Regions from separate parts of the Homo sapiens genome. Here region 1 is linked to region 2. A link is an interaction called in ENCODE POLR2A ChIA-PET data of the cell type or tissue named here. Cell type or tissue: K562. All regions are shown on one strand.

What was found. Peaks named below come from ENCODE experiments on the same cell type or tissue, not always from the same donor. Only the 100,000 strongest peaks of a DNase experiment are listed, where the experiment ranks them.
Region 1: POLR2A ChIA-PET joins it to region 2 with 5 read pairs; 1 of 35 experiments calls an interaction of 5 or more read pairs at or near these places.

What each region holds. Positions count from the first base shown.
Region 1 is chr7:135,336,999-135,344,998 of GRCh38, reverse strand. No RefSeq gene overlaps it. Among named protein-coding and RNA genes, the nearest start is that of STRA8, 110 kb to the right of the region's middle. RefSeq lists enhancers at 5,379-5,878, 5,879-6,380. In K562, a CTCF peak has its summit at 3,772 (motif pointing left); a DNase peak (open chromatin) is centred at 3,737; H3K27me3 peaks cover 4,809 bases.
Region 2 is chr7:135,930,656-135,938,655 of GRCh38, reverse strand. All of the region lies in intron 3 of MTPN (myotrophin), which reads left to right. Among named protein-coding and RNA genes, the nearest start is that of MTPN, 43 kb to the left of the region's middle. In K562, no CTCF peak of the experiment used is centred here; DNase peaks (open chromatin) are centred at 3,869, 4,286 and 4,735.

The DNA.
Region 1 (8,000 bases), 590 kb after region 2:
AAGTTGCAAAACAGTACCGAGAATTCCCATATATCCTTCACTCAACTTCTCCTAATGCTAACATGTTACAGAACTACAGGACAGTGACCCAAACCAGGAAATTAACATTAGTGCAGTACTAACACACACACATGCATGTGCGCACACACACACGTGCACACACACACACATTTAGTAATAAAATTATTGAGAACCTTTTAATGTAGTTGGCAGTCATTTGGATTTTCTTTTCATAAGGTCTGCTTGGATTCTTGGCCAATTTTTCTCTTGGGTTGTCTAATTTTTTTTTCAAATTGAATTTGTAGTTTCCTGGTGGTCCTCATTCAAGAACTGTTGTTGGGATATTTATGTATCAATTCATTTAGGGTGACAATAATAAACCCATACATGTTAGCACAGTTAATGTATTTGATGAGGAATACCTATATTTTCAGGAACAAGAATCAGAGTAGAAGGTGGCACTAGTTTTTGCATTTTTGTGAGTTTCTTTGATGTCTGGCTTGGTGGAGGATAGCTAAATTCTCATACCTGCTTCCTCATTCAATTTGTTGGGTTATGTTTTTTTATTTGGCTTTTATTCAATGGTGTTGGCGTACCAGAGTTTATTCAGCCATTTTCCAATTGGTAGGCGTTTACTTCTTCCAGTTTTATAATTTTTGTGTTGTTTTTGCTACTATGAATAATGCCGCATTAAACATCCTTGCATGTTTTTAAAAAAGTGAATGGGAAGTGAAGAAACGGAGGTAGTCAGTGGAGACTAACATTTTAAAAAATACACGATTCTTCATCTCCTTTGCAAATAACACTAAAAGTTTTATTATTAACTCTCATTCTTCATCTCTTTATGTGTTCACTCTTAATTTCCATTAAAGTACACTCTTACTTGTTTGACTGTTAGTTGTTACTATCTTCAGCAAAACCTCATATCTCTGTTACACCCTCCATTCCTCTTCTCCGGTCTAAATGTGAGACTCTTCAACTAAAGGAGATAGGAAACCACTCAATCGAATATTCTCTTATAATTCCAAATGGTCCTGTAAAGATAGCTCATTCTTCAGTGGGCAGCACCCTTCATGTCCTTAGAGAATCCCCTCAGTAATGCCCATGATGTCCTCCTCTTCTTAGGTGAGGATGGTTTTCTTGACCAGCCGTCAGGACTTAAACGTTACCAGTGGTTGGGATACGCACGGTTGACATGTGACACACTCGATGTTAGGAAACCTGGACCCCACTTCTGTGGGACCTCTACCACCTGTGTGACCACTGAATACCTATGTTGCTTTGCTTTGTGGGTCAGTTTCCTCATCTATAAAACGAGGGATTTGCAGTAAGTAATTTTGAAAATTCTTCCCTGTTCATTCTTACTTCAATACCTTGCAACTGTGGCATCCATTTGCCAGATGATTGGCCAAGGCCACAGCTGTCGTGTATGACTGGGAATGTGGCAAAACTAGCTGGTCCATACTGGGACTTGACCTACAACTCACTTGTGCAGGGTGCTACTCAGTCCTCTTCCCTGGGGTGGGGGTGGAGGGCTCCAAGGCCTCAAGGCTTATCCCAATCAATGAAGCCCTTCTCCCAGGCTTGCTTCTTAGGGCCATGGTGTTGGTTGATGGATTAGTTGAAGGCAGGAGCTGATCTGGAAACCCTGGCAGGGAGGAGGTGGGAGAAAGATGTGGGGCCGAAGAGACCTAAAAAAGTGACATGAGATTCTCCTGGCTGCCTCACACAGACAGCGTCCCTTTCCTGTGCCACGATGGTGCCCACATTCAAGTCACGCATGAGGACAGGCTGGCTGAATGACAGTGGGCTCCTAGTACAAGCCTCTTAAAATAGCAGAGGTAGGGCTCCATTCCAAAACAGTGACAGTATCAGCAAGTTAATTAAGAGATCTGCCAGGGACGATGCGAAACCTGGCATGTGGCCCATTCAGATCAGCGCTGCTCAAGATGAACTGAGCGGGTGTTTGTTTGTCAGGCTGAGCTAAGTCAGGCTGAGAGAACAGCTCCCCGGAGAAGGTTTCATGTCAGATATTCAGAAAACTTCACTTCTCGCCGGTACATATGCTCTCAGATCAGATGACATTTTGATGGAAAACTGTGTAGGATTTCCATTTAAGTATCCAATATCACAGCCAGTTTGCATCATGCCTTTTGATTTTCTTTTAATGTAGCCTATCTAAATTTCATGATGTTTCATTTGGAAACTGGTCCTTGTAGGTGGATACTGCCCATCGTTAGGTTTTAGATGAAGTAAGGAAAGTGCAATCGCCTTCTCAGTGCAGTGACGGTAGAAGAAAGGGAAGGACATGTAGGGCAGGGGTCAGGGAGTTGAGCAAGTGGTTGGGAAAAGGGGAAAAGTGAAGAGGAAAAAGAAATGGGGGAAAATGGGCCTGCTCCTCCATGGGTTGTAGATCCCTGGTCTGCATGTGAATGCTGGTCTCTGGGCCAGCTGCTGTTGGAGGAGGTGTAGTCCTCCCCCACATCCAGCCACTTTTTCCCTATGGGCTGGAGTCCTGCATGTCCAGCTGCTGGCTGGCTATTTCCACTCAATGTCCACCGTCCCTTCACACCCAGTATGCATGAAACCTTCCATTTCCCCCAACACACTCTGCCTCTCTGACCCCTGTTTCTAGGCTGCCTTTGTCAGTACTGGCGAAGTGTGGAAGGGTGTGGGCAAGCCACGGCCAGGGAGTGACCCTGGGCTGTAGCCTCCATCTTACACTGAGCTGGGCCTTTCTGGGAAGACTCCAGACCTTTTTGGGTTGGGAAACACAGGTGGAGCATTACCATTACCTGTGTGAGCTGCCTGGCAATTCTGCCTGAGCAACTCAGAGCATGATATCGGACACATGCAAAGTTATCAAGATTTCAGTTTTGATTGGTCATGAGAGAAAACTCTGTTCACAAATGCCCAGCTTAAAAGTTTTTTTAAACTTTTAATTTTTTTCAGCACATGCCCACTGTAGCCAAACACTCTGTACCTCTTGCATCCATGAGCTGACAAATGCAAACCTTTTTCTATCTTTGCTGCTGATTACTTTTATCTGGGTTATTATAATTTAGTAGCTGTGCACAATATACATATATATTAGAGATGGGGTCTCACTCCAGGCTGGAGTGCAGTGGCATAATCATAGCTCACTGAAGCCTCAGACTCCTGGGCTCAAGCAATCCTTCCACTTCTGCCTCCCAATTTGTTGGGATTACAGGCATGAGCCACAGCATCTGGCTCTTCCAATATTTTCCCATTGCTTCTCTGGACCCATTTTCCACCCTTCTCCATCCTATGCTCTGCCCTGGAGGCCAACCTATCTGGGCTACACCAACAGGTTCCTGTGCTCTCTGGCTTTGGTTGAGTTTGGCCAATGGGGAACACAAGTCAAATATTAGAGGAAAGAAGGAGAGTGAGGCCATAATCTTTAGTCTCTTGGATCCCTACCCGGGAGAAAACTGGAACCCCTCAGCCAAAGGTCACACATTCTCAACTTATTTTCCTCAATGTGACTTTCTCCTCCTAGGGACCAGTCCCTTTTCTCTCCTTTGCCCTTGGATCTAAGGGTGGTAACAGTGCCTTCACTGTTACTAGCCCTGGGTTACTGGATATCCAATATAGTTCTCCCATATTCTACTTCCACCTTTGTAAATGATCTGATTTGATTGCTGGGAGTCTGAGTGGCGGAGAGTTGCACAATAGGGGCAAGAGGACAACTTGGGAGGGGACTTGGGAGGCACTGTTTCCGAGGCTTGTAGTTCCGCCTGCTGGCCACCTGTTAGTAGCAGAGTGAGCGGCTGTGCTGCCCTACCAGGATCATCCTTAGGCCTTGCTAGAGGGGCCCACTCTGGCCGTCCTCTGGGTATGCCCTCTACATGGGGCAAAGAATCTGGGGCCAAAGGAACATGCCAACCTGGACCCCTCTGTATAGACCACACTCTCATTCTAAGATTCTGCCACTTGCAGAGCCTGTGCAAGCCTCTTTCTCAGGTGTGCACTCCTAGGCCTCACAAAAGAGTAACCAAGGGAAGGTGCTGGGGAGGGGGAACATGGAAGAGCTCAGATGTTAGGACAGGGATGTCCATTTGCACACACCCAAGGACTGTTGTGTGGGATGGAGCAGGGGGTGGGCTGTAAGCTGAGGTCTGTTCTCCCTGTGCCACCCCATTTGAGCACAGAATTCAAGGAGTCTGCATTCCAAATGCAAGTCAGCTACCAGGTGGTTTTGAAGGTATATTCATCAAGGTTGGGCGATGGAGCATATTCATTTCACAGTTAGCTGGCCTTGTAACTTTTCAATCCATAGACACACAGTGTGTAGTACGTAAGCCTTCATTTGGATCTGTGCCTCAGGCCTGCAAACAGCATGGGTGGGGGTCTTCAGAGGAGTCCTGATTGCTCCTGTTCCATGGCAGGCAGCCTGGCCCCTTTCTAAAGATTTCCTCATTAACCCTTGCAGTGAACTCAGCCTTCTTATGAGGTTCTCTTAAGTCCAGCTCCATTAGGAAACAGATACCGTGACTTAGGAAGACTTTTCTGACAATGGAGTGAAGGCCATTACAGGGGCTGAGCTTGCGGTCAGAATCCCAGTCAGGTGGCTTGTACTTTCCAGCTCAAACAAGAAAAGGCAGGGATTGGGCGCCTTGCGGGAAGGAGAAGACAGAACAGATGGCCATGAGTGACAGTTTCTCTCTCTTGCCACAGAATTTGAAGGGGATGCCTCCTGCGGAGGGCAGTGTGCCCTAAGTCACCCCTGCTGTACTCACAGGCCCATAGCAGGAGCCCAGGCATGTGGGCATCTTGCCCCAGCTCCAGGGATTCCAGCTGTGCCAAGGAAGCTCTGTGGGTGGCAGGCAGCTGTCTGGGGAGGCTAATGCGGCAGAAGCAGATCCTTGGCTTCTGGAGCAGGTGGATGCATGTCGAAGCTACTGATAGGGCCCCTGGTGCAGGCACTTTTGGGGGTGACCCTGGCCTGCCCATTGGCGTGAGGAGGCTACCCCAGACTGCTGCAAAAAAGGAGAGAATAAGGGAGGAAATGAGAGGGAGCCTGGATGTGAACAGGTTAGAGCTGTGGCTGGGCTGGATGGGGTTGTCCTGGCTCACATGGACACGGATGCTCCTTCTGACTCCTAGGAGAGCTTGGGTCTCTTCTCCTAGTGTTCTGTGGCTGAGGGGATGGGCACTTTATCTTGTGACAAGCCCCTCCACTGCTTTCTTCCTGCTCCCGCCAATGTATAGATGACAAGTGCCAACAAGGGCAGAGTCCTGCTCCCTGCCGGAGCCATTTTCCAGCCACACTCCTCCTGCTCCCAATCACCATCAACAGGAAGCTGTCTGACCATCTAACTGAAGGCCTTGACCGGCCATTGGAGTGAGGTCTGCATTGTCTTAGTGTGTTCAAGGCAAGCAAAGTCCAGGTAACCAGTTCCTGGGCATAAAATGGGAGGAAGAGAGGGGTAGGTGGTACCTGCTTCTGGTGACACGTGCTCAAGGCCCAGATGTGTTCACCCTCCCCCTGCACCATGAGGTTGGCTGGAGAGGGGAGCCATTGAGGAAACCCAGGCAGGGCCTGAGTGGGGAGGCAGGGAGATGCTCCAGGGAGCAAAGCCCACCCTGCAGGGGAGGCTGGGAGTGCATTAGAGCCCTGGCACCTGGAAGGGAGACTCTTCATGGAGACCTGGAGGGTGCTGGCAAGAATGTGGCTGGAAGAAACTGGTCCTGAACCCAGTGTCTGGGCCACATCCGGCACTCTCAGTTCAGTGCGCTTCTGGTCTGAAGCCACCATTCAAAACTGGGGGCTCAGTTTCTGCACGACCCATACTGCCACCGCACCTGCTCATGCTTCTGGGTCCCTGGGAGTCAGGCTGAAAGCCTGGCTATCGGCCAGTGAGGGTGAAGAAATAAATGGCACTGTGGGGGCAGAGAGGTGGCTCCAGGACCCCTGCACATCCTTCTCCATGGGTCCTAAGTACCTCTAGGTGCCAGGCTCTTCCTCTTGGCTGGGGCTGCCTCCCTGGGTGGTAGCTGGGGGGCAGAGAGGGCAGGCCTGGTCCTGGAAGGGAAACTTTGAGAGCCACGTTGGCTGCGTGGGCTTCCCACCAGCACAGCCTGTGCTTCGGGGCCCCCGAGCCTCTGAGAGTGAACTTCAGCATGTGAAGGGACCCCTTCTTCACCACCAGCTGGCAGATGTGGGGAGAGGAATGAAGAGGTTGCCCAGCCCCCACCCGTTTACTTAAAAAAATCACAAGATCTGTACACTTAGAAAAGGAGACTTTATTTTTTGTAAAGGGTTACAGCCCGCAAAGTGCCTATCCCGCAGGCTGGGAAGTGTAGCCCCCAGCCAAGGCCAGAGACAGGCCCTTAGGAGGAGGAGGAGCTGGGGCAGGGCTTTATGCGGAATGGGTTGGCTAAACATATGTATTCAACAGGTTACAGAAGGAACTATGAATACTCATGAAAGTGGTCCTGACGCACTGGATTAAACATGCATGTAACATGCGACCCATGTTCACCTTGGGGTGGAGACTTAACATTTAAATGCACTACAGTTAGGCCCTACACGTCAAAAGTTGAGCAGAGACACAAAGGCACTCAAGTGTGCAGCCTCTGTAAACCGGCCAGAACCAGTCCATGGTCAGTGGCCTTCTTATTCAGGAGAGTTACTGCAATCAGCCTCTTGTCCAATGAAAGCTGTGGTTATGGCTGGTAGAACAGGAGGTTAGTCCATGCCTGTGAGCTGCAAGTGTTGTAATTGTTTCAATATTGCTTATCTTGAGGCCACTGCTTGTTTAGTGGCTGGAGAAAAGGAAGACCCTTGTGGCAGTTGGACATAGTTTATTCTTTAAGTGTGGGGGGTGCATGACTTAACTCTTCTCTGGCATGGTCCTAGGTCCTGTTGATAATTTGGTATCTTATTGCCACAAACAGTCTGTTCCGTCAGGCTTATGACCTCTGTTGTAGCATTAATGCTGCTCAGTCATTGTGTCTAAACTGCAAAAAGGAGGCAGGTGTAATAGTTGTGTCTGATCTCAGTTCCATGATAGCCAGGAATTTAGTTTTTCAAGATTCTCCGGGCACCCCTTGGCCAAGAGGGGATCCGTTCAGCCAGTTGGGGGGCTTAGGATTTTATTTTTAGTTTACACACCTTTCCTGTGTCTATTCCCCCCAGGGTCAGATCAAGGCCCAACATGACACATATCGGCCCTGCCAGTCTTGATGCATTGGTCTGGCTTATGTGGTTCCAGTGGTCCTGTCTGGAGGGAGCCCAGCCAGGGGCTGTGCTGCCGAAGGGAGGCATGGAAGGAAGGCTGGTCCTGGCCCCCAAGGGCCCCTTTCCCACTGCTTAGTGCCCTTCCGCCTGGTCCCGGCTTCCTCTCTCTGCTCAAGGATCTCACTCAACAGTTCTTGAATCAGGTGGGACCACAGTGACTGGAACCTTAGCCCGGGAACCCTAACAATGTGGTTCTCCCCTTCTTCCAGCTGCTGTTCCTGGACTGACCTGTGTGCCCTTGAGGCAGGTACCTTGAGGCTATTCTTAAGATGTTATTGTCAGGCAAGTGGCCTCCTGTCCACTCCTCATGCTGTCCTCTTTCTCTGGGCCTTCTCATCCACGCCTATGATGTCAGTGACCATGTATGCAGAGTTGACTCTCAGTGTTGACATCTCCATCTCTCTCCTGGGAGACCCTTTGTATGTACATATGCCTCCTTGACATTCTCACTTGGATGTCTCAATTCTCCTTGAACTCAACAACTGCATGTATGTTCATCCACTCCAAGCCTGGGCCTCTTCCAGTTTTCTCTAACCCAATACAAATCCCCACCTTCCATCACATCAAAAAGCCCCAAAACCCCATGCCATCTCTAATACTTCCTTCTCCCTTATTCCACCCCATGGCCAATTCATCACCAAGTTCTGTTGACTTTACCTTCTAAACATTTCTTCCCATTCAGTTTTGCCCATCTTCACCTTCACCATCACTTTGGTCTGAGCCACCACCTTTTATC
Region 2 (8,000 bases):
TTTGAAATAAAAATTTCTGAGTGAGGACACCAGCATGCTTCTATGGAATGATGAAGAGCTTGAACTCTGTAAAGCTGTTTCAATGGTTTTTTAAAGTTTTATATTCACTTCCTGTCAGTTCAAATCAACATAAGGTTGCTAGAATCCTGACCTGATAAGTGTCTGTCATAAAATGTTAAACTAGAAACATTGCAAATATTCCTTGAATTGACTTTAATCCTCAACTGCAGTCTTAGTCCTTTCAGATATTTGTTTTGTATTTGATTCTAAATTGCTTTCTTTCCAAAGTGAATTGACCATTCAAAACCATGGTTGCTAAAGAAAATTTTCTGAAGTAATTGGTTATATTCCAAGGGGGAAGGGTATGTGTGTGTGTTTATCTGTGTGTATATGTAGATAGGTAAATCCATATGCATATGTAGAGATAACACACAGTTTGCCCTCCATAGCCATAGGTTTTGCATCCATGGATTCAACCACAGATCAAAAATAGATTCAGAAAAATAATAGCACAATAATTACAAATAATATAAATTAAAAAGCAATACAGTATAACAACTGGGTGACCCTTGAACAATGCAGGGGTTTAGGGTTGCCAACCCCTGCACAGTCAAAAATCCACATAGAATTTTTGACTCCCAAAAAACTAATAGCTTACTGTTCACCGGAAGCATATAGATGACATAAACAGACAGTCAACACATATTTTTTGTATGAGTTATATACTTCATTGTTACAGTAAAGTAAGCTGGAGAAAAGACTATTAAGAAAATCATTACAAAGACAAACTACATTTACTATTCATTAAGTGGAAGTAGGTTACCATAAAGACCTTTATCCTCATTTTCTTTGCTTCAAGTAGCTTGAGGAGGAGGAATTGGGGGTTGGTCTTGCTGTCTCAGAGGAGGAAGAGGTGGAAGGAGGGACAGGAGAGGCAGGCACACTCCATGTAACTTTTATTGAAAAATATCTGCTTATAATTGGACCTGCACAGTTCAAACCCATGTCGTTCAAGGGTCAAGTGTATTTATATAGTGTTTACGTTGTATTAGGTATTATAAGTAATCTATAGATAATTTAAAGTATACAAAAGTATATAAAGTGTGTATGTTATATGCAAATCCTAAGCCATTTTATATAAGGGATTTGGGTATCCAAGAGGGAGTTAGGAACCAATCCCCCTCACACACAGAGGGATGACTATATATGTAGTTGACTGTATTTATATTTGGTTCAAGAGAGAGAGAGAGGTTTTGTGTGTGTGTGTGTGTGTGTGTGTGTGTGTATCCAGTTAGCACTTGGAGATCTATATATATATAGAAGTGCTAATTTTTTGCCTGATTTTATTTGTAAATTTTTTAAATTTTGCATGGAAACAAAGCTGCTTGTTATTCTGTCAATTTATCAGTATAACTATAATCAGCATCTTCAAAACCTTGACAAAAGCCTCTTGTCAAGATAATGTCAGATAACCTCTGAGGAGTTTGAGAGTTTCATCCTTAAAATGTTACTAATCCAGTTTTCTTGGCCTATTTTTACATGCTAAGAACTGATAATATACAGGGGAATTAGGCTGTCTGAAGTAAGAAGTAGATAAAGGTGACAAGCAGGTAAAGATATGTTCTTGTTGTTTCATGTGGGTATATCTTATCTTTCCAGCTAGATTGTAAATTATTTATGGGTGGAGATAGCATGACTTGAAGTTTTTTTAAACATTCTGCATGTTTGACCTCACACTATCAAATAATACTTGATTATCTACAAGTGTGGCATTTGAAGATCAATAAATTACTTGCAATGCCTTAAAAACGTTTACTCCCTAGAATGACAAACAGCCTGTCTGTTTGGGTCACTTTAACTTGGCCATAGCAACCTTTTTCTCCTCCAGAAAACTTCAGAAAAATCAGCAGAATCATGCTGTAGGCAAATGAACCTAGTTCTGATTGTAATCAGATGTCAGCAATAAAGGGACTTCTATGTTGCAATTACCTGAAAATAAGTGGGTATGTTATATAGTGTGCTAGTAGGCAGGCAGCCTGTTCACAATGGAAATGCTTTGTTGATATATTCACAGCAGTCTGTCTTTAAATCTGCCAATTTAATACTATAATTATTTTATCAAGTTCCTTATATTTTTAGTTCCTATTTGTATCCGTTTTTTTTGTTTGTTTGAGACGGAGTCTCACTCTGTCACCCAGGCTGGAGTGCAGTGGCACAATCTAGGCTCACTGCAACCTCCGCCTCCTGGGTTCAAGCGATTCTTCTGCCTCAGCCTCCCCAGTAGCTGGGATTACAGGTGCCTGCCACCATGCCTGGCTAATTTTTGCATTTTTAGTACAGACGGGGTTTCGCCATGTTGACCAGGCTGGTCTTGAACTCCTGACCTCAGGTGATCTGCCCACCCTGGCCTCCCAAAGTGTTGACATTACAGGCGTGAGCCACTGTGCCCGGCCTGTATCAATAAACATGTATTGATTACCTCTTATTGGGCCTGTGCAAGGCCTTGGGATCGCAAAGACTAATAAGCCTTGTTCCTGCCCTCAACATAGTTAGTCTGGTAAAAGGAGACAAATATGTAAAACAATCAGTGCCTTGAAGCATTGTGGTTGCTGTGACAAGAGTTATATGCAATGTGTAAAGACCCGAAGGAAGAAGAGGGCAATTGTGGTCTTGGAAGTTAAGGGGATAGTGTGTTATGAATAAGAATGTCATTACAGCTCCAGGTACCACAATTGTAATTTCATAAAGCAGTTGACACTTGAGCTGAACCTTAGAAACTTAGTGTCTAAGAGTCCAGTAGAGAATTGGGGCACCATCCCAAGCAGAAGCAACAATGAGAAAAGTCACAGGGACAAGAAAGAAACCATGATGTATTAGAGTACAGTACGTTGTTTGGCGTAGCCACACAGTCAGGTAGAAAGGATTTAGCAAGGCCTATGACTAGAGAGGTAGGTAGTGAACAGATTATGCCTTTATGTGTCATGTTATTTATCTTTATTCTATTTCGTGAGAATGCCATTAAAGGCTTTTAGGTATATGAACAGTATGATCAGACTGGCATTTGAGAAAGAACACCCAAACATGTAGAGTCTGAATTAGAGTTGTGTAATAAAAAAGGCCGGGCGCAGTGGCTCACGCCTGTGATCCCAGCATTTTGGGACGCTAAGGTGGGCGGATCACAAGGTCAGGAGATCGAGGCCAGCCTGGCTAACACAGTGAAACCCTATCTCTACTAAAAATACAAAAAAATTTAGTCAGGCATGGTGGTATGCACCTGTAATCCCAGCTACTCGGGAGGCTGAGGCAGGAGAATTGCTTGAACCCAAGAGGCGGAGGTTGCAGTGAGCCGAGGTTGTGCCACTGCACTCCAGCCTGGGTGACAGAGCGAGACTCCATCTCAAAAAAAAAAAAAGAAAGAAATCATTGCATCCAAATGTTTATACCTGAACTAAAAAAGTGATGGTAGCAATGGAGAACCAAGGACAGATGGGAAATCTTAATAGTATGGTCTGAAGACTTAAGTAAACAAGAACTGCATACTGTCTCCACATCTTCTGGAAGATGGTAGTGTTCTTCACCTTGTTGGAGAATATTGAAAAAGGAGCAAGGTTTATAGGAAAAGATTACAGATTCATTTTGGGAGAGGTTGAATTCAAGGTATTTATGGAACTTAAAGTAGGTAAGTCTGAAAGCCAGTCCTCAGAATGAGGACAATAAAGGTTGGACATGGATGAGATGATTAGGAAGAGCACGTTGAGCAAGTTATAAAGAGTGTTAAAGACCTGAATCCTGTATAAAGGACAGCCAGAGAAAGTAAAGGAAGGCAGGGGAGAGTAGAAGGAGTTGGTGTGGGAGGGAGAGGCAGGCTAGACAGGAGAATGTGGAGATAATACTGTCTTGAGAGTTAGGACCATAATGAGTTAGGAATATCACTGTTCAGATACTATATATGTTGACTAGACTTGGCATTTACAGGACGTTAGTGACTTATTTCAAAGTGTTTTCAGAACAGTATAGGTCAGGTTGCAAATTGTCTGTCATGTCTGATTTTTCCTTGTGCTTTAGAAAGAAAACCCTAGGTTGTAGTTGTCCACATGGCAGCCTAGGTAATCCTTGTGTCTCAGCTTTCCTTGCAGTAATTATGGCTGTGTGTCTAACTAACTTTTAGGCTACTGGGATATGCACAAATGATGTGTGTCACTTCCAAATCATTACAAAATATGAAGCCACTTGCTGTGGACTTTTCTCCTTATCTAGAAGGCTAGAAGCAGCTGTAGGACGAGCCAGCTCCAGACATATGGGTGAGGAGTGTACCCATGGGAGATCAACAGAATGGAAGGAACTTAGGTCCTTAGATGACCTTAAGGACAGAGCCACCCTGCCAACCTATGTGCTTGGCACTAAGACTGTTTTATAAGCAAGAAATAAATTAACTTAGTTCAATTCATTGTGTTTTAGTTTCTCTCTGTGGTAGCAATTTACCTTAAGAGTAACAGATTGGTTCATGAATTAGTCTGTTCTTACACTGCTATAGAGAACTACCTGAGACTGAGTGATTTATGAAGAGAAGAGGTTTAATTCACTCACAGTTCCTCACGCTGTACAAGAGGCATGGCTGGGGAGGCCTCAGGAAACTTAACAATCCTGGCAGGAGGCAAAGGGGAAGCAGTCATATCTTCTCATGGTGGCAGGAGAGAGTGTGAAGGGGGAGGTGCTACACACTTTTAAGCAACCAGGTCTCATGAGAACTCTACTCTATCACAAGACAGCACAAGGGGGTGAGGGGTGGTGCCAAACCATTAGCACCCGTGATCCAGTCACCTCCCACCAGGCCCCACCTCCAACATTGGGAATTATAGTTTGACTTGAGATTTGGGTGGGGACACAGAGCCAAACCATTTTAATTCATTAGTTTGTGGGACTGGGGAAAACTCAGGCTGTTACTGTAAGTGTTACCTTCTGATTCAGTCATTTGTGAGGATTGCATAGGGTTGCAATATTGGAACAACAGAGAGAAAATGACTAGTCATATTAGTCTGCTAGGTGCCACCAAGAGCAGTATTTACCTAGAAATAATTTGAACATCACTTACTTAACTATAAGAATTGATAAAAACACAGTTTTTACAGACCAGAATATAAAAGTTAATCTTGACAAAATAGAAAAGCTGGCAAATTAGGAGGTGGAGGGAGTGATGGGAAGGTTGAGAAAGTATCTTATAAAATTACTTCATGAGAATTGATGGAACAAGAAATACAGGTTTAAATAAATATCGTTTACATTTATAAAGAACAAAATATTTTAAGTATAAGAAATTGAGAAGGTCTGGGGAAGGGTGGTAGTGGTGAGCTAAAGGCCTATGTATGTAGCAGGAAGTCGAAAGATAAAATCTAAAGTTATAGCTCAAATATCAGCATGAGTATATTATTTAAAGCTATGCAAATAATTAAAAACAATTAAAAAATGGTTTCTTCAAGGAAGGGATAGGGCCAAATATACTTAAATTCTTCAGTTACTTCAAAACTGGTTCATCTTTTTTTTTTTTTTTTTTTTTTTTGAGGCTGAGTGAGTCTTGCTCAGTTGCCCAAGCTGGAGTGCAGCATCACGATCTCATCTCAGCTCACTGCAACCTCCGCCTCCTGGGTTCAAGTGATTCTCATGCCTTAGCCTCCGAAGTAGCTAGGATTACAGGCGTGTGCCATCACATGAGGCTAATTTTTATGTTTTTAGTAGAGATGGGGTTTTGCCATGTTGGCCGGGCTGGTCTCTAACTCCTGGCCTCAGGTGATCCACCTGCCTAGGCCTCCCAGAGTGCTGGGATTACAGCTGTGAGCCACTGCGCCTGGCCCTAAATTTATTCTTCAGTATTGTATCCCTTTTGATGGTATTACAAATGAAATTTTTAAATTACATGTTTGAATTGTGAACCTTTTATCATTATGAAATGTCCCTCTTTGTCTCTAGTAATTTTTTTTATCTTAAGGCTTCTTTTGTCTGATATAAATATAGTCACTCTACTTCTAATTACTCAACTATTTTTAAAGAAGTATATATGTATATATATTTAGAATAGAAGAGTAGAAGGAAACACTAAGATGTTAACATTAGTTGTATCTAATGTATAGAATTACGAGTTTTCTGCGATAAGTTTGCATCATAATTAGGAAAAAGGTGACATATACATTTTAAAAATATTTTATCTAAATACTTCTGGTTGCAAATAGCAGAGATAGTCAACAAGCAGAAAAGGAATTTTTGAAAAGATGACTGGCCTAGTTGCAGAATCAACAGGAAAAGCTGGGCACCAGGTTGAGAAGAGATTGAGCTGTGGCAACTGCAGGGCTCTGGGTAGCAGGAACTTGTCAGCTTTTTCATCGAGGTGGTGCCCCAGAAATGAGTTCTAACTTCTTATATTCTCTTTTGATCTCTTCAATCAGGATTCAAAATCTAGGAGAGAGTATTCCGCTTTCAAATCTTTGAAATTTGGTGAGGAAAATAAGCATCTCGGTTTTATAATCCCAGGACTATAGAGGACCCTGGGAATGGTTAAGGGGAACAGAAATACAGTTACAATGAATATGATCTAGTATTTGGTAGCACAACAGGGCTACAGTAAATTGTTAACTGTTGTGAACAACTTACTGTTCACATTTGTTAACAATTTACTGTGTAATTTAAAATAAGTAAAAGAGCAGAATTAGAATGTTCTAACACAAAGAAATGATAAGGGCCCTGATTTGATCATTACATATTGTATGCCTGTATCAAAACATCACATACCCCATCTATATATATAACTGTTATGTACCCATAATAATTAAGAATTAAAATTTTAAAAAGCAAGAGGGGACAAATGATTCCCCAAGATGAAATTAGGGTGCTGCCATCAAATGGAGGGAAATAAACTCTGAGAGCTAAAAAGCAACAGAAGTTCACTATAATATGTAACTGTTAATGCAGAATTATAGTTGATAATGCTAGTCATAAAAGTAGCCATCAAAATGAATAAGAAATAACTTTTTTGAATACAGTTATCCCTTAACCATTGTGGCGGGACTCACAGCACTGAAGTTCTCACGCACTGACGTCTCTCCCACTTGACCCTGAATTCCATGTCTTCCATGAAGCAGTTAAATTCATTTAGAAAATGAGGAAATAGAGACTTTTATAATAATACTGAGGAGGACTTTGTGATCATTTAACACTTCCTAAAATGTCATCTCCTCCCTGGTTTACCTAATCAGCCTGTACTTCCTTGTCAAGACTCAGCTCAGGCATTTTACCTCATCCCGGAAGACTTTCTCCCTTAAAACGCCCTCCTGCCACATCCTGTTCTGATTATGGGCCACTCATCCCTGTTACTGTTCTCTTCCCATAGTGTTGTGTTGGCTGAGTTGTCTGACTCTCATACCAGCCAGACTGGCAGACTCTTGTCTTATTTTTCTTTGATTCTCCAGTCCTTTACACAGTATGCGCATATTAAACATTCAGTAAATATTTGTTGAGTGAATGGGTGGATTTGCCAGAGAAGAGGATAAGGCATCCCATCTAGAGCCCGCATGGATAAAGGCATGAAACACAGCAGGAACTGGTGAGAAATTCTGTAGGATTAGAGCATGGAGCGGTTAACTGGAGAAGAGACTGGTAAAGCTGACCAGCGTTAGCCTCTAAAGGACCATATGTGCCAAGTTTAAACAATTCTGTAGGTGTCAGGAACAAGCAGAAGAATGTGTGAGATTTGGCAAGGGGAGTGGGTCAGGACTCTAGAGAATGTGTGGTGAATAAATACTGGCTGGAGCTAGAGCTGGTAAACAGAACCCTCAGATGGTAGGATGTTGTCTCTGGGAGTTAAGAATCAGACCTGGTTTGGGAGCAGATTAACCTACCATGCACCTAGGCACTTTTCCAAGTGCTGGAGTACAGTGGTGAATTACTGCTCCCATGGAGCTTTCATCCAGAAAGGGTAGACAGATGAAACAACATACAGGCACAAAAGGGCA